Regions from separate parts of the Homo sapiens genome. Here region 2 is linked to region 1. Evidence: read pairs that join two places in POLR2A ChIA-PET (ENCODE). Cell type or tissue: IMR-90. All regions are shown on one strand. Links, peaks and the distances in the headings refer to the core of each region. The heading gives the core; the rest is flanking DNA. Region 1 overlaps ZNF490 (zinc finger protein 490). Region 2 overlaps TNPO2 (transportin 2).

The links. Peaks named below come from ENCODE experiments on the same cell type or tissue, not always from the same donor. Only the 100,000 strongest peaks of a DNase experiment are listed, where the experiment ranks them.
Region 2: POLR2A ChIA-PET joins it to region 1 with 17 read pairs; 12 of 35 experiments call an interaction of 5 or more read pairs at or near these places.

Annotation. Positions count from the first base shown.
Region 1 is chr19:12,570,728-12,580,993 of GRCh38, forward strand. It overlaps ZNF490 (zinc finger protein 490), which reads right to left. Exons shown (of 5, transcript NM_020714.3): 5 at 5,373-10,266. The coding sequence ends at 9,758. Among named protein-coding and RNA genes, the nearest start is that of LINC02926, 24 kb to the left of the region's middle. RefSeq lists an enhancer at 9,197-10,266. In IMR-90, for the core only: no CTCF peak of the experiment used is centred there; no DNase peak of the experiment used is centred there.
Region 2 is chr19:12,692,824-12,700,489 of GRCh38, forward strand. It overlaps TNPO2 (transportin 2), which reads right to left. Exons shown (of 26, transcript NM_001382241.1): 26 at 6,378-7,666. FBXW9 (F-box and WD repeat domain containing 9) reads right to left here and starts at 3,808. Exons shown (of 10, transcript NM_032301.3): 1 at 3,350-3,808; 2 at 1,976-2,115; 3 at 1,771-1,899. The coding sequence starts at 3,758. RefSeq lists enhancers at 3,718-3,767, 4,078-4,137. In IMR-90, for the core only: no CTCF peak of the experiment used is centred there; no DNase peak of the experiment used is centred there.

The DNA.
Region 1 (10,266 bases), core at 4,724-7,223:
TGAATGGAGTCATCATTATGTAGTCATGACTGATTACATTATTGCCCATTGTTTATCAACTTAACCTTCAGTCCATCTCCCCACTCTGGAGGTCCAAAGGAATGGAGCTGAAAGTTCCAATCCTATAATCACATGGTTATTTCCTTTGCTACCTGCCCCCCCATCCTGAGGCTATCCAGCAGGCCCAAGCCATCAGTCAACTCATTAGCATACAAAATGTCACTTATCACTTTTAAGACTCAAAAAATTTTAGGGGTTATATGACAAGAAACGGGAAGAAGATTGCTATGGTATGAAGACAGTAGGGACACCTTTTATTAGCGGCCTGTGGACCCCAAGCATGGAAATAAAGAAAAATCCTGAGTTTAAAGGAAATTCTAGGCACCTAGTGAAGCCATGAGAAGCAAATAAGTAACTTGTTAAACAAGAAGGTAATAGATCTAAAACAATAGCTCAGGAAGTTAGAGGCCCAGATATGTTTGCTTTCCCCATATAAACTAAGGGTAAGATCTTTTTTTTTTTTGAAAGGGAGTCTTGCTCTTTCACCCAGGCCAGAGTGCAGTGGCGCTATCTCGGCTCACTGCAAGCTCTGCCTCCTGGGTTCACGCCATTCTCCTGCCTCAGCCTCCTGAGTAGCTGGGACTACAGGCGCCCGCCACCGCGCCTGGCTAATTTTTTGTATTTTTAGTAGAGACGGGGTTTCACCGTGTTCGCCAGGATGGTCTCGATCTCCTGACCTCGTGATCTGCCCGCCTCAGCCTCCCAAAGTGCTGGGATTACAGGCGTGAGCCACCACGCCCGGCAGGATAACATCTTAACATACATCCCGGAGTTGTCTTTCAGAGGCTTGGAACCCCACTGAGGACCCCCGCTGAACAGATCCATTCACTGGCACAGACTCCTAGATAAGGAAGAAGTGAAGACTAAACTTGACCTTTGTTCTGTTTCTTCCTTGGGGGATTAGAGAAAGTCACTCCCTGTAACCAGTTATTTTTCTACTGACCCCTGTCAGGCCTCTGAGCCCAAGCCTGCACGAATACATCCAGATGGCCTGAAGCAAGTGAAGAATCACAAAAGAAGTGAAAATAGCTGGTTCCTGCCTTAACTGACATTACCTTGTGAAATTCCTTTTCTTGGCTCAGAAGCTCCTCCACTGAGCACCTTATGACCCCCACTCCTGCCCGCGAGAAAACAACCCCCTTTGACTGTAATTTTCCACTACCTACCCAAATCCTATAAAACAGCCCCACCCCTATCTCCCTTCACTGACTCTTTCTGGACTCAGCCTGCCTGCACCCAGGTGAAATAAACAGCTTTACTGCTCACACAAAGCCTGTTTGGTGGTCTCTTCACACGGACACGCGTGACAACCCGATTTTTCTTTTTTTTAATCTTATGACCTCATTTTTCTCAGAGATGAAGTCTTGTTATGTTGCCTAGGCTGGTCTTGAAATCCTGGCCTCAAATGATCCTCTTGCCTAGGCCTCGCAAAGTGCTGGCATTACAGGCATGAGCCACCGCACCTAACTTAAAGTTTTTTTTTTTTTTTTGAAACGGAGATTCACTCTTGTTGCCCAGGCTGGAGTGCAATGGCGTGATCTCAACTCACTGCAACCTCTACCTCCCGAGTTCAAGCGATTCGCCTGCCTCAGTCTCCCAAGTAGCTGGGATTACAGGTGTGAGCCATTTGCCCAGCCTAGCTTAAATTTTTAAACAAAACTTCTCTCTTCCTTTTTTTTTTGTTTGTTTTTGAGATGGAGTCTCGCTCTGTTGCCCAGGCTAGAGTGCAATGGCGCAATCTTGGCTCACTGCAACCTCCGCCTCCCGGGTTCAAGCTATTCTCATGTTTCAGCCTCCCGAGAAGCTGGGATTACAGGCACCCACCACCACGCCCGGCTAATTTTTGTATTTTTAGTAGAGACCAGTTTTCGTCATGTTGATCAGGTTGGTCTCGAACTCCTGACCTCAGGTGATCCGCCGGCCTCGGCCTCCCAAAGTGCTGGGATTACAGGCGTGAGCCACCGCGCCCAGCTTACTTCTTTCTTCCTTAACCAATTGCAAATGTGATCTTTGAATCTACCTGTGACTTATGAGCCCCACTTCAAGATATTCCATTCTTTTAAGCTTATACCACTGTGTAACCTCCATGTACTGATTTATGATTCTTGCCTGTAGCCTCTGCTTTCCTGAAATTTACCCCTGCCTTTTCCGTGTGTGTCTGTGTGTGTGTTTCCCCTGCTGTCTTTACAATACTCCTGCCTTTAAAAACTCTTACCTGCGGCCAGGTGCGGTGGCTTACCCCTATAATCCCAGCACTTTGGGAGGCCAATGTGGGCAGATCACCCGAGGTCAGGAGTCCAAGACCAGCCTGGCCAACATGGTGAAACCCCATCTCTACTAAAAATACAAAAAATTAGCTGGGCGTGGTGGCAGGTGCCTGTAATCCCAGCTACTCGGGGGCGGGGACGGGGGAGACTGAGGCAGGAGAATTGCTTAAACCCAGGAGGCAGAGGTTGCAGTGAGCCGAGATTGCACCATTGCACTCCAGCCTGGGTGACAGAGCAAGATTCCGTCTCAGAAAAACAAAACAAAACAAAACAAAAAACCCAAAAACTCTTACCTGCAAGCTATTGGGAGCTCAAGTCAGGCCAGGTGAGGTGGCTCACTCCTGTAATCCCAGCACTTTGGGAGGCCGAGGCTGGTGGATCACAAGGTCAGGAGATCGAGACCAGCCTGACCAACATGGTGGAACCCCATCTCTACTAAAAATACAAAAAATTAGCCAGGTGTGGTGGCACGTGCCTGTAGTCCCAGTTACTCGGGAGGCTGAGGCAGGAGAATAGCTTGAACTCCGGAGGTGGAGGTTGCAGTGAGCTGAGATCGCGCCACTGCACTCCAGCCTGGGCGACAGAGTGAGAGTCTGTCTCAGCACTCCTGCCTGGGCCATAGAGCAAGACTCTGTCTCAAAATAAATAAATAAATAAATTATAGAGTGTACCTTCTTACATTTAGTGGGACTCCTAGATATAACTGATTCCTGGGATTGATTAATCCCATGAAGGATTGTCAGTTAGTGCATTACAGAGATGTTAAAATTAAAAATTTTAACCCGGGAGGCGGAGATTGCAGTGAGCCGAGATCGCGCCTCCAGCCTGGGCAACAGGGAGACTCCATCTATAAATAAATAAATAAATTAATTAAATGGGGCCTAGCTATGCTGACCAGGCTGGTCTCAACTTCCTGGGATCAAGTAATGCTCCCACCTTGTGTCCTAAAGCACTGGCATTACAGGTGTGAGCTACTATGCCTGGCCTCACGTTGACATCTGATCTCCAAAGCAGCTGTTTTGAGAGGTGCGGCCAGGTGGCAGGTGTTTGGGTCAAAAAGGCAACTCCATCACAATAGATTAACGCCCTTCTGTTATTGCTTTCACAGGAATGGTTCCCACGAGAGTAGGTTATTAAAGGGTCTGTCTTCCTTGATGTCCTCTTACTTCCTGTCTCACCACGTGATCTCTGCACACGCTGGTTCCCCTTCTGCTTTCTGCCGCAAATGTAGGCAGGTGAAACCCTCTCCAGATGCAGCCTGAACAAGATTTTACTAATGAGAAGAGCATGAAGTCTTTCATGAGGCATCTACCCTATGACTTAAACACCTCCCACTAGGCCTAAAACCACTACACTGGACCATATTTCAATAACTATGGAGAAGACATTGAAACCCTAGCAGGAATTTCCTGGATGACAACAGATGCTTTACATAATTTAAGGATACTGGGATTTATTCAGGTTTGAATACGTTTGTTGAGCTACAGGAATGCCACAGGGGTTGTCCCTTATAACCCAGAGGATCAGGGTCTCTGTTGAGATAGAGGCATGGGCAGCGGCAGCAGCAGAGGTACTTAAAGGTCCAGCTGAGTGTGAACTTCAGGACACCATCTAATGGTAGCTTCCCCACCTTCTCTTCTTTCGCATTTTTTCTTTTTTCTTTTTTTTGAGATGGAGTCTCGCTCTGCTGCCCAGGTTTATGTGCAGTAGGGCAATCTTAGCTCACCGCAACCTCCACCTCCCAGGTTCAAGTGATACTCCTGCCTCAGTCTCCTGAGTAGCTGTGATTACAGGTGTAAACCACCACGCCTAGCCTTCTTTCTCACTTTTTTTTTTTTTTTTTTGAGACGGAGTCTTACTCTGTCGCCCAGGCTGGAGTGCAGTGGTGCGATCTCGGCTCACTGCAACCTCTGCCTCCCAGGTTCAAGAGATTCTACTGCCTCAGCCTCCCGAGTAGCTGGCATTACAGGCGTCCACCACTATGCCCAGCTAATTTTTGTATTTTTAGTAGAGATGGGGTTTCACCATAATGGCCAGGCTGGTCTCAAACTTCTGACCTCAGGTGATCTGTCTGCCTTGGCCTCCCAAAGTGGTGGGATTACAAGCGTGAGCCACCACCACTGCGCCAGGCTCTTTCTCATTTTCAAATGACTGCTCTTTCAGGAATGACCACTAATGGGGCCCCAACATGCACAAGATAAAATCTCACCACCAGCCCCCACCACCAGACCTACAGGACAAGGCCAACACCTAGCATCAGTCCCAGCTTCATTCTACATAGAAAGGCAAAGTGAAAACTCCTAGCCCAGACCATTTTAAGGAGGGCCCAAATCCGATACTCCTGCTCCTAAATGCCAAAGACTTATAGAAACTGCCATCTTCGGTTGGCTAAATCTGGAACACAAGTTTGTTCGGCCTCAGCAATGGAACACAGAGCAGCAAGCAGCAGCAGCTCAAAGAGCATGCTGGCCACCAGGTAGCAGAGCAGGTTAGCACCTGAGAGAAAGGGAAAGCTGACCCATTGCATGGTGACCAACATCTAGACATCCTGCTGACAGTGCCAACTGTTACGGTTGCCTGAAAAGGTGTGCTTCAGAGGTTGACACCGAGAGCTATGTGGTGCACACACACACCGAGAGTATGAAAAGGCTTATTACAAAAATGAGGTATCAGAGAGAACAATGCAGGGCTCTCAAGCAAGTGTGACATGGCGTGAGAGCAAGGAAGATGGCATTCCTGTCCCTTATGAGTACTGATGCAAAAATCTTGAAATAAATGCCAGCAAAGCATATAAAGCAATATATTCAAAGCATTATGCAATATAACCAAGTGAGATTTGTCCCTGGAATGTAAGGATGGTTCACCATATGGAAATTGATCAGTGGAATACACCACATTAGGAAATGACGGAAAAATGACAGTCTCAATTGATGCAAAAAAGCATGACATAATTCAACACCCATTTATGATTAAAAATCTGCAACAAACAAGGAATATAATTTACTCAAATTGCTACAAGGCATATATGAAAAACTCAATAAAATCTTTGATGGTGAAAAACCATATTTTTAATATCTAATATCAGAAACAAGGATATTTGCTCTCACCAGCTCCATTCAGTGTTAAGGGGGGTGCTCCCAGGGAAATCAGGCAAGAAAATGCAAGCATTCCAGCCGGGCCTGGTGGCTCAAGCCTCTAATCCCAGCACTTTGAGAGGCCGAGGCAGGCAGATCACAAGGTCAGGAGGGCGAGACCATCCTGGCCAACATGGTGAAACCCCGTCTCTACTAAAAATAAAAAAACTAGCTCGGTATGGTGGCACGCGCCTGTAATCCCAGCTACTCAGGAGGCTGAAACAGGAGAATTGCTTGAACCTGGGAGGCAGAGATTGCAGTGAGCCGAGATCATGCCACTGCAGTCCAGCTTGGTGACAGAGCGAGACTGTGTCTCAAAAAAACAACAAACAAACAAAATAACCAGCCAGGCAGAGTGGCTCACGCCTGTAATCCCAGCACTTTGGGGAGACCGAGGTGGGTGGATCACAAGGTCAGGAGATTGAGACCATCCTGGTCAACATGGTGAAACCCCATCTCTACTAAAAATACAAAAAAATTTAGCTGGTTGTGGTGGCACGCGCCTATAGTCCCAGCTACTCAGGAGGCTGAGGCAGGAGAATTGCTTGAACCTGAGAAGTGGAGGTTGCAGTGAGCCAAGATTGTGCCACTGCACTCCAGCCTGGCAACAGTGAGAATCCATCTCAAAAAAAAAAAAAAAAAAAAAAACCTAAAAGCATTCCATATTTAAAAATATATATAAATATATATACACACAGCCCTCTAGACAAATATACAAAAATCACACACGTTATCACTGTACATACAGGTGGACAGACACAAATTCACAAACCCACAGGTGTAACAGCCCAGATACTAAAAGATTCTCCCAAATAGAAGGACCCCAGGTGTTCTGATCTCTTCTCCAGGTTTCTCTGGCTCCTCGGGAATAACCACCACAGTGCCTTATATATCCTTGCTTGCTTTCGTGTCTTCCAGAATGCCAGGATCAAGGGGACAGAGATATTAGCACAGCTTTGTTGACTACACCTATTAGAGGGAGTTACACAGAGGAAAATACTTACTGAATATTAGGACTCACACAGACACATACACAAAAGGGTTTTACAAAAACATCATCATAGACCCACATATACTTGTCCTTCAAAAAGTGAATGTTCTCACTCCCATTCCTGTAGCAGAGATACCCCTTAGTTCCCCAATACCTATCACAAAAGATGGCTCCTTGAGCCCATTCTGACAGTGAAGGAATCTCGAACTTCCTGACCTCCCACAGTACAATAATCATCTCTCTACAAAAGCACAACATGGCAGCTCAAGAATGTGAAAGGACCTGAAATGGGTTGAGTAATAATGTTCCAACCCCTCATACTACCATAAATGTTCCTGGTGAGAGAAGCGAATGTTCCTGGTGAGAGAAGCGAAGGTGTGCATCTCCTGGCTCAGCCACCAGGTCCTCCACTGCATCTCCACAGTAGCCGTCACTTCCACTGAGGCCTCATCTGCCAGCAAACCTTGCTCCAGTCGGCCTCTGGACCCTAGTATCTTCACCGTGGTTTTGGATGCTGCCACCTGACCCATCCCTGCTGTTGGGGGAGGGTGGAGGCCAGAGGCCTAAAGAGTTCCGACCCGAGCGACACAAAGATCACTTCTGGGACCCACCCAGGGAGACTGTTGTTACGAGGGTGGATGGTGACCTGGTTTCCCTCAATGCTGCCACCTCCCTTCTAAAACACACTGACTTGCTAAGAAAAGGGGGGACTGACTCCAACAAAGGACAGACCCGACCCCTATCGTGCCTATGCAATTCAGAAAACGGAGAATTCGGAGGCTCCAGCAAGCAGTTTATTGGGAGTTGAGTTCACCTTGCCTTGTGATGTGAAGCAAGGTAGTTCCATGGCTTGTGAACCCTGACACCAGCACCTCCCATACACAACAGAGCTGGAGCGCTGCAGGGTGGGTCCTTTTCCAAGAAGAGCTAAGTGCTAGTCTTAGCGGGAGGCTAGGAAACCAGTCCTGGAGCAGGATGCATGTGACATGCACTGACGTGAGAAGGCCGGAGCATCATCAGTGCATATGCCGCTGAATATCTCAGGGTAGAATGTGCCAGAAAACAGGGAAAGCAAGTTAGGGGAGGTAAGAATTCTGAGTGTCCTACAGCTAAGACATGGCAGAGTGTGTCTGTGACTCCACTAGCAGTTTTGAGATTATTCTGACTGTGGTGGTTGGTGCAGGGCTGGTAACCGCAGGAGAGTGGATGCTGTGTGGTCAAGGGGTGTGTGTCCCATGATACAGGCTCTGCTTCTTCAGTCTCTCACCTCAGAGCCACCTGCGGTTGCCACAGAGAAATTCAGATGTGAATGTTTAAACAAGTGTCCAAAGTGTAGGTTTGAGATGGGAAATGGAGCTGGAGATGACCTCAAAACAGCCCTGGAATAATGCAATGCTGACAATGTCTGTGAATTAGGATGTGCATAGGCAGATCCCACTTGGGGAAAAACTGTAAGATGCGAACCTTTGTCTTAGAAGTACAGCATTCCCACAGTCTGACCCGAGGACACTGATGGAAACTTAAAAGGCAGATTCTGGGAGTCTTCTCACTTCTCTCCAGTCATGTGTGAGAGCTGAGGGCAGGCACTGCCCTAGAGGGTGTTTCCTAACTTCTGACTGGATGCCACAAAAGGCCTGCTGGGGCCCAAGTCCTTCTTCCCCATTCCTTTAATTCTTCCTACGAAGAATCTCGACAATGGTTGCAGATGTCATTGAAGATGTTCCCATATTGCTTACATTTAAGAAGGTGGCTCTCCAGTGTGGGTGGTTTCATGGTTTTAAAATGAACTGGAGGCCGGGCGCGGTGGCTCACGCCTATAATCCCAGCACTTTGGGAGGCCGAGGAGGGCGGATCACGAGGTCAGGAGATCAAGACTATCCTGGCTAACACGGTGAAACCCCGTCTCCACTAAAAATACAAAAAATGAGCCGGGCGTGGTGGCGGGCGCCTGTAGTCCCAGCTACTCGGGAGGCTGAGGCAGGAGAATGGCGTGAACCCAGGAGGCGGAGCTTGCAGTGAGCTGAGATCGCGCCACTGCACTCCAGCCTGGGCAAGGACTCCGTCTCAAAAAAAAAAAAAAAGAACTGGGGGCCGGGTGTGGTGGCTCACGCCTGTAATCCCAGCACTTTGGGAGGCCAAGGCAGGTGGATTACCTGAGGTCAGGAGTTCAAGACCAGCCTGGCCAACATGGTGAAACCCCGTCTCTACTAAAAATATAAAAATTAGTTGGGCGTGGTGGCATGTGCCTGTAATGCCAGCTACTAGGGGGCCTGAGGCAGGATTGCTTTGACCTGGGAGGCAGAGGTTGCGCCACTTTCACTCCAGCCTAGGCAACAGAGTAAGACTCCAGCTCAAAAAAAAAAAAAAAAAAAAGTAAAACGAACAATTTGGGAGGCCAAGGTGGGTGGATCATTTGAGGTCAAGAGTTTAAGATCAGCCTGGTCAACATGGTGAAACACTGTCTCTACTAAAAATATAAAAATTAGCTGGGCATGGTGGTGGGCACTTGTAATCCCAGCTACTTGGAAGGCTGAGGCAGAAGAATTGCTTGAACCCAGAGGTTACAGTGAGCCAGGATCACACCACTGCACTCCAGCCTGGGGCAACAGAGTGAGACACCATCTTGGGGTGCGGCGGGGAAAAAAAGGTTGGGTGCTGTGGCTCACACCTGTAATCCCAGCACTTTGGGAGGCCGAGGCAGGCAGATCACCTGAGGTCAGGAGTTTGAGACCAGCCTGACCAACATGGAGAAACCCCATCTCTACTAAAATTACAAAATTAGCCAGGCGTGGTGGCGCATGCCTGTAATCCCAGCTTCTTGGGAGGCTGCGGCAGGAGAATTGCTTGAATCCGGGAGGCGGAGGTTGCGGTGAGCCGCGATCGCACCACTGCACTCCAGCCTGGGCAACAAGAGCAAAATTACATCTCAACAAAAACAAAAACAAAAAACAAACCCCACAAAAGATGGGATGGATATAGAATTTTCTTTATAGTTTCTCTCCAGTATATATTCTCAGGTGTCTTTAAAAGATTACGTGAAGTGAAGGCTTTCCTACACTCCATACATTCGTAGCTTTTCTGTCCATGGAGTCCATTCACATATCTGCAATCCCGCAGGAGAGTGCAAGTTCCTCCCCCATTTGTTAAATATTTCATTGCCGCATGAGTCACGTCTTCAAAGGGAATTAGGACAACTGAAGGCTTAATCACACCGTTTACATTCCTTGAATTTCTCTCCAGCGTAAGTACTCTCATACATCCAAAAGGAACTAATACAACTGACAGCATTACCACACTTTACTTTCTTAGGGCTTCTGTCTACTATGAGTCCTTTCGTGCACGTGCAAAGACTTTGAGTAACTGAAGGCTTTACCACATTGTCTACACTGAAAGGGTCTTTCTCCAGTATGAATTCTTTTGTGTACTTTCAGGGAATTTAAACAAGTGAAAGCTTTGCCACACTGCTTACACTCACATGGTTTCACTCCAGTGTGACTTCTTTCGTGCCTTCGAAGGTGACTGAAGTAAATGAAGACCCGACCACACTGTTTGCATTCATAGGGTTTCTCTCTAGTATGGGTTCTTTCATGGATTCGAAAGTGAGTGGAATAAAGAAAGGCTTTACCACATTCTTTACATTCGTAAGTTTTCTCGCCAGTGTGAACTCTTTCGTGCAACTGAAGGTAACTTGAAGAATTGAAGGCTTTACCACATTGTTTACATTCATAGGGTTTTTCTCCAAAATGAGTTCTTTCGTGCACTTCACAGGAACTAGATGACTTGAAGGCTTCCCCACATTTCTTACATGTATAAG
Region 2 (7,666 bases), core at 4,744-7,243, 120 kb after region 1:
TGGCCCAATAACATTTCTAAGTCAAGTTCTGCAAGAACTCAGCACCAGTGGTGGTTTGAAGCCACATGACAAGTGATTAAGAGTGTGGCCTCTACTTTGTGACCTGGCAAACCATATCACCTCCCTCAGTTCATTCATCAGCAAATTGGGCAGAAAACATCCCTTGCCTCAGGAGCTAATATGCACAGGGTGCTGAATGCTGACTTTTTGCCCACCAATCCCGCTGAGGAGGGCAATATTGTGTATCTCATTTTACAAATGGGGAAACTGGGCCCCAGAGAGGTTGAGTTTCTCACTCAAGGTCACACAGCCAGGAAGCAGCACAGTGAGAATTTGAACCCAGCATCCTGGCCCCAAGCCCAAGCTCTCAGCTACCGGCCTGACCACCTTAGCGACTGGTGGAGATGCTCCTCCACAGCCACCTCTCACGAGATGACAGTCATGCTCAGAGTTGGCTGATCTCCAAGGGTAGTCTCATAACTGCTTTACACTGGGCCTCTCAAGGTGTACCTGACGTCTATTGAGCACCTACTGTGTGTCAAAGCCTGAGCTTGGCTGGGCACCGTGGCTCATGCCTGTAATCCTAGCATTTTGGAAGGCTGAGTCAGGCAGATCACTTGAGGCCAGGAGTTTGAGACCAGCCTGGCCAACATGGCGAAACCTCGTCTCTACTAAAGGAAAAAAAAAAAAAAAAAAAAAAAAAAAAATATATATATATATATATATATATATATATATACACACACACACACACACACACACACACACACACACACACACACACAAAAGAAATTAGCTGGGCATGGTGGCACATGCCTATAATTCCAGCTACTCAGGAGGCAAGGTTGCAGTGAGCTGAGATTGTGCCACTGCACTATAGCCTGAGCAACAGAGTGAGATTCCATTAAAAAAAAAAAATTAGCTGGGCATGGTGGCAGGCACCTGTAATCCCAGTTACTTGGGAGGCTGAGACAGGAGAATCACTTGAATCCCGGAGGCAGAGGTTGCAGTGGGCCGAGATCATGCCATTGCATTCCAGCCTGGGTGACAGAGGGAGACTCTGTCTCAATAAAAATATAAATAAATAAAGGCCAGGTGACTCATGCCTGTAATCCCAGCACTTTGGGAGGCTGAGGCGGGCAGACCACGAGGTCTGGAGATCGAGACCATCCTGACCAACATGGTGAAACCCTGTCTCTACCAAAAATAAAAAAATTAGCTGGGCATGGTGGTCCTAGCTACTCAGGAGGCTGAGGCAGGAGAATTGCTTAAACCTGGGAGGCAGAGGTTGCAGTGAGCCGAGATTGCATCACTACACTCCAGCCTAGCAACAGAGTGAGACTCCATCTCAAAAAAAAAAAAAAAAAATTAGACAGGTGTGGTGGCATGCACCTGTAGTCCCAGCTACTCAGGAGGCTGAGGCAGGAGAACCGCTTGAACCCGGGAAGCAGAGGTTGCAGTGAGCTGAGATCATGCCACACTCCAGCCTGGGTGACAGAACGAGACTCCGTCTCAAAAAAAAAAAAAAAAAAAGCCTGAGCTTAATGCATGTCCACATTAATGCATAATGCATCTCCTTCATCCTCATCCTAATCACCCACTGGACAGAAGTAGAAACTGAGGCACAGAGAAGTCACACATCTCACTCAAAGTCACACCAAGGTTAGAAAAGTCAGATTCAAATCTATGCGGTCCTGTACCAAAACCTGGGGCCTTAACCAAGATGCCCTACTCAGGCCTCATACCTCCTATCCCCACCTGACTCCTCACCTCATGGGTACTATTTCGCTTAGTGCCTAAGGTCTTGATCAGAACCTGGTTGGACTCCGTCCCCAGCTGCCGCAGGTCCCACAAGTTGACGTTGCGATCTCGGGAGCCCGACAGACAGAGTGACCCACCCTGGAAAGGGAGCAAGGTGATGTTGTCAGGGCCACCCTGGCCCACCCTGCCTGGCCCCCCACAGACCCCGTCTCACCTGGAGCAGCAGCACTGAGTCAACGGAAGCCACGTGGCCTTCGGCCAGGCAGAAGTATTCGACCCAGCGCCCATCCTCTGCCCAGCGGGACAGGTGCTGCTCCAGCGCAATGCAGGCTGCCGGCCAGTCAAAGTTCTTCTCTGTGGGTTACCACGAGTAGGGTGCCCAGTGGGCAGGGACCCTAGCACCCATGCCAGCTGGCCAAGCCCAACCCTGGCTTCCAGGGAGCCCACACTACACCAGACTTGGACAGAACCCCATGGAGATCCCTACTCCCACCCCAAGCCGACCCAGGCTGTGGTCTTGGGACCACCTGCCTGCCCATTTCCCAGGCAGGTCTAGGACTACTCACTCCAATTTCCAGAAATTGGGAACTGGGGTCTCAGAACTACCTCTCCAGGCGCCATCCCCCAACCCAAACTCAGGGCAGAGCAGTCTCAGGATGTTGAGGTCTGACCTCAGGCTCAGCATAGAAGCTGGGACCTCATGACTAACCCTTCCTGCCTCAGCCATCTGAACCAGACCAAGGGGGCTGTTTCTCAAACAGTATCTGGAAACCAGGGAGCCTTGTCAAGATGCAGAATGCAAGCCCCAGATGCAGATTCTGTGATATGGACGGGGTCCAAGCATCTATGTTTATTAAGCTGTTTGGGAGAGTCTGACCTGGGGGTTGGATGGCAACACCTTGAGAATCACTGATCCCGGAGTGATCCTGATTCCTCTCTAAGCAGAATCAAAGCTTCCAGGTTAAGGGTATCAAACACCCAAGCTGTAATACATCTTGGCTTAAGGGCCTGAGGATCCAGCTGTATCAGGATCAACAATATCGATTCAAAGGTCCCAAGCTGTCTTCCCTCAGGAACCAATCAACTCAGGGCCAAGAGCCACTGTCTCACCCCTAACTGGGTCAAGGCTCTAGGGCTCAGGAGTTTTGACATCAACAGGTGCTGTCTCAGCTTCTAAGCTGGACTCAGAACCTGAGGATCCTTGGGCTCACTTTGAGCCCCAGCATAAACTCCAGAGCCTAAGACTTCAAGTCCCTGTGTCAATCCCCAATCAGGGGTCAGTGGCTTAGTACCACAAGACCCCAAGACTGAGGATATTTGGATCCTGAGTCGTCCAGGAACCACAGCCCCATGTTAGGGTTTCACAGCCTCAGGACCCCAAGTGCCTGACTGCCTCGTGGTCCACCCAGAGGTCCTCAGGGGCTTCGGCACCACCAGTAACTACCTTAGCCTCCAGCCTGAGCCAGGACAGCCACGAAGCCTGCACCAGAGGCTGCATCCGGAACACCCCATGTACCTCTTCCCCGCCCCAAGCCTGACCTGGGCGGGCGCCCCCGGCCCCCGGTCCCCGGCCCCCGGCCCCGCGCACCTTCCACCACTGGGTAGGGCGCGCGTACGCGGCGTAGCGCGCGTAGCCTCCAGGTGACATGGTCAGACACGAGGTCGCGGAGCGCGTGGCACACCCGCGACAGGACGTGGAGCACGAGGCGGGCGTCCAGGTAGGAGCAGATCTCGAGCAGCAGCTCCGGGGGAAGGCTCAGAAGGCCCGGCTCACTTACGGCCGAAACCCTGGACGCGGCCCGAGGCTCCGAAGCGCTCGGGGACGCGGCGGGTGTGGATAGCTGCGAGGGGCGCGAGAACGCCAGCCCGGATTTTGGCGGACTGAGAACGCGGGCCACGTAGGCCTTGGCCTGCGCGTCTGGGTCTGTCTCTGACTCTGGGTCCGAGTCATCGTCCCAGGTGCGGGAATCATCGCACCGCCCTAGGGGAAGCTCCATTGCGACCGGGTGGGCGCTGCCGGCCTCGCGTCTTGTCTCCTAGGCAGCACGAGGGCACTTCCGGCGCTGTCTGATGACGTTTATGCGCCCACCGGAAGCGACGAAGTCAGACACTGGCTTAATACAGAACATCGCCCCGCTTACAGGGTCTCTTGCAACTGCGTCGGCCTTAGGCTGGAAAATGCAGGTTCCTGTTTCTGCGCTTTTTAAACTAGCCGATACCGAGAGCCAGCCAACTCTAGCTAAAAACGAAACTCAAGCCAGGCGGGGTGGCGCGCGCCTGTAGTTCCAGATACTCAGGAAGGTGAAGGGGTAGGATCCCTTGAGTCCAGGAGTTCGAGACTGCAGTGAGCCATGGTTGTGCCACTGTACTCCAACCTGCGCAACATAGTGAGACCCTGTCTCTTTAAATTAGACATAAAATAAACACTGCTTTAACGAAGGCATCTGTTATATGTGACACTGAGCTTAGAAACCCAAAGGCCCCTTTCCGAGTTCAAGGAGTAGAGATTGGAACTCTTGCCTCTTTTCCCAGAGCCAGAAATATGCAGTTACACTGCAGAGGCATCAGTTAAGTGACTTTTTTTTTTTTTTTTTTTTTTTTTGAGAAAGGAACTGGGGCCTCAGAACTACCTCTCCAGACCCCATTCCCCAACCCAACCTTGGAGGACAGCAGTTCAGTCCTCCAAGCGGAGTGCTTGGCTCATTGCAACCTCCGCTTTCTGGACTCAAGTGATCCTCCACCTCGGCCCCCCAGGTAGCTGGGACTACAGGCGCGCACCACCACACCCGGCTAATTTTTGTATTCTTTTGTAAAGACAGGGTTTCACTACGTTGTCCAGGCTGGTCTGGAACTCCTGAGCTCAAGCCATCCGCCCCCAACTTGGTCTCCCAAAGTACCAGGATTACAGGCGTGAACCATCGCGCCTGGTGGAAAGCTACCTTTTTCTTTTTTCTGAGACGGAGTCTCACTCTGTCACCCAGGCTGGTGTGCAGTGGCGCGATCTCGGCTGGCTGCAACCTCCGCCTCCCGGGTTCAAGCGATTCTCCTGCCTCAGCCTCTAGAGTAGCTGGGAATACAGGCACGCGCCACCACTCCTGGCTAATTTTTGTATTTTTCAGTAGAGACGGGGTCGCACTATGTTGGCCAGGCTGGTCTCAAACTCCTGACCTCGTGATCCGCCCGCCTCAGCCTCCCGAAGTGATGGGATGACAGGCGTGAGCCACTGCGCCCGGCCTAACATCACACTTACTAAAACAGCATGTTGGCCGGGTGCGGTGGCTCAGGCCTGTAATCCCACCACTTCGAGAGGCAAGGTGGGTTAATCACTTGAGGTCAGGAGTTCAAGACCAGCCTGGCCAACAAGGTGAAACCCCTTCCTACTAAAAATACAAAGAATTGGCCGGGTGTGGTGGCAGGCACCTGTAATCTCAGCTGCTCAGAGGCTGAGGCAGGAGAATCACTTGAGCCTGGGAGGCGGAGGTTGCAGTGAGCCGAGATGGCATCATTGCACTCCAGCTTGGGCAACAAGAGCAAAACTCCGTCTCAAACAAAAAAACTGCAGGTATTTACTGCAAGCCTCTTTTGAGCCAGGCAGCTAACCAATCCACGTAGGTCATCTGCGCAGTCCTTGCTGTTTGCTCTACTTGACACTCTTCTCTCCATGGCTCTGTTCAAACATCGTCTTCTCAGTGTGGCCTTTGCAGGTCACCCTACATAAGATTTCAACCGTTTCCCCCACCATTCTCTCTGCCTTCCTGTTTTTCTCTATAGGACTTAGCACAGTTCCACTTTTTATACTCTATCCTCTCACTAGAATGCAGGACTTATTTGTTGAATATTGGATGTGTGTCAGTATTTTTAAATTTTCCCACGTTGGTCTTTGGGCCACACCAAGGTTGCAGTAAGATTTTATTTTGGCTGGGGGCGGTGGCCCACACCTGTAATCCCAGCACTTTGGGAGGCTAAAGTAGGTGGATTGCTTGAGCCCAGGAGTTCAAGACCAGCCTCAGCAACATAGCGAAAACCCCCTCTACAAAAAATACAAAAATTAGCCAGCATGGTGGCATGCACCTGTAGTCCCAGCTACTTGGGTGGCTGAGGTGGGAGGACTGGTTGAGCCAGGGAGGTTGAGGTTGCACTGAGCCATGATTGCGCCACTGCACTCCAGCCTGGGTGACGGAGCAAGACCCGGTCTCAAAAAAAAGAAAGATTTTATTCTGAAGATTGTGGTTTCCCCCCACAGCTGAAACTACTTCTCATTTGCCTGAGTAATTGTAACTAATATTAATTAAATTACCCTCGGCCTGGGGCTGGGCTGAACCTTCTATGAAAACCTTGACCCAGGGTCAGCTGATGATAAGAGTGCGGCAAGGCCTCACCCCTTACCACTCAGTTTAGAGTACGGCAGAGGGGCATCTTGAACCTGGGCTGTGACACTAATGGCTCACCCTTAGTGAGCTGAAGTCCCAGAGAATGAGCTGCACATTTCATATATGTTACAAATTTAATCTTCCATCTTTCACATTCGTCTATCTTCCCACTCTCAAGTATCCCCGGTGCCCCCGACATTTCTTCACTACCAAAGCCAAGGACACAGGAAGCCACAGACTAAGGAGTTCACAAGAAACTGATCTTTACTCAACAAAGTTCTACACAAGTGGAATCTCACGCCACCTCGGCGCCAATCCCCAGCACAGCACAGTAACAAATGGACAGACCCGGGAGCCCGCAGGGGGAAGAGGGTGAGGAGGGAAAGAGGGACTGTGGCTCAAGGCCAGTCTGGGTCCACAGCCCTGGGTAGGGGAGAAGGTTGAGAAGCTGAAACTTCATTGTGCAAAAAACAACCAAAAATAAATTAAAAAATTAAATAGTTTTTTTTTAAAAAAAAAAAAAAAAAGGAAAACGAGAAGAACCAGGCTCCCCTTCCCTGAAGGTGTTTGTATCCCCCCATCTTGAGTAGCGAGGGGTTACCAATCCCATCAGACAGCCAATCCATCCACACACCCCAAGACCCAGCAGAGGATGCTTCAAAGAACTGGAATTACCAGAAAATTAAAAGGTATTTTTAAAACTTTTTTTTTTTTTTTTAACAAATGGCTTCCAGAGACCTGCTCGAGTTTCATGGGGTGGGCGTGCAGGGACACCCAGCTAATTTATGGAATGTGTACTGAGTGCCCCTTGGAATAGATGCAGGGCCTGACCCTGACTATGGAAAGACACAGGGCTTGGATGGAGGGTCTGGCGCCCAGGAGGGATGGATGGAGCAGGCCCCAGGATGCGAGACTCCAGTCAGACTCCAAAACACAAGGGGCTCCCCAAAGAAGTAGAAAGCAGGGAAGGAAAAAAAGGGAAAAAATGCTAAGGGGGTCTGCAAGGCCCAGTTTTCTGGCCAACTGGGAAGTAACTACACCCCCACCCTCTCTAGGGGAGCCCCTTCCACCTTGACCATGTTCCCAGACTATTCCGGAAGGTTCTCTAGAATTGCTGACCCAGTCTAGTAGGATCTCTGGGCTCACTGGGTACTATGATGAGCAGGAAGTCCCAGGGAGATGGAATAGGGAACAGGGGACACACCACCTTTCCCTTCCACCAAGCCTTGGTTTTCCTTTTTGCTGGCAAAAACCTGTGTCCTCTGTCATCATCAATTAAACGCCCCTGCCCCAGGCCTTGAGTTAAAACTGGGGCCTGAAACGTGAGAAGGGGGTTTCAGAAGCACAGAGAAACGGACTGCCCCTGAAGCTGCTTACAGAGAGAGATGCTCGGGGTAGGTGCCAGTAGCTCTGGCTACACCCAGCTCTCTTCAGGAAAAAGGTCCCAACCCAGTGTCTTCAAAAGCCACTGGAGCACACAGGAAGGAGAAACGGTGACCTCTGGCCAGCCCCAGCCACTCCAGTGGTTCTCACCC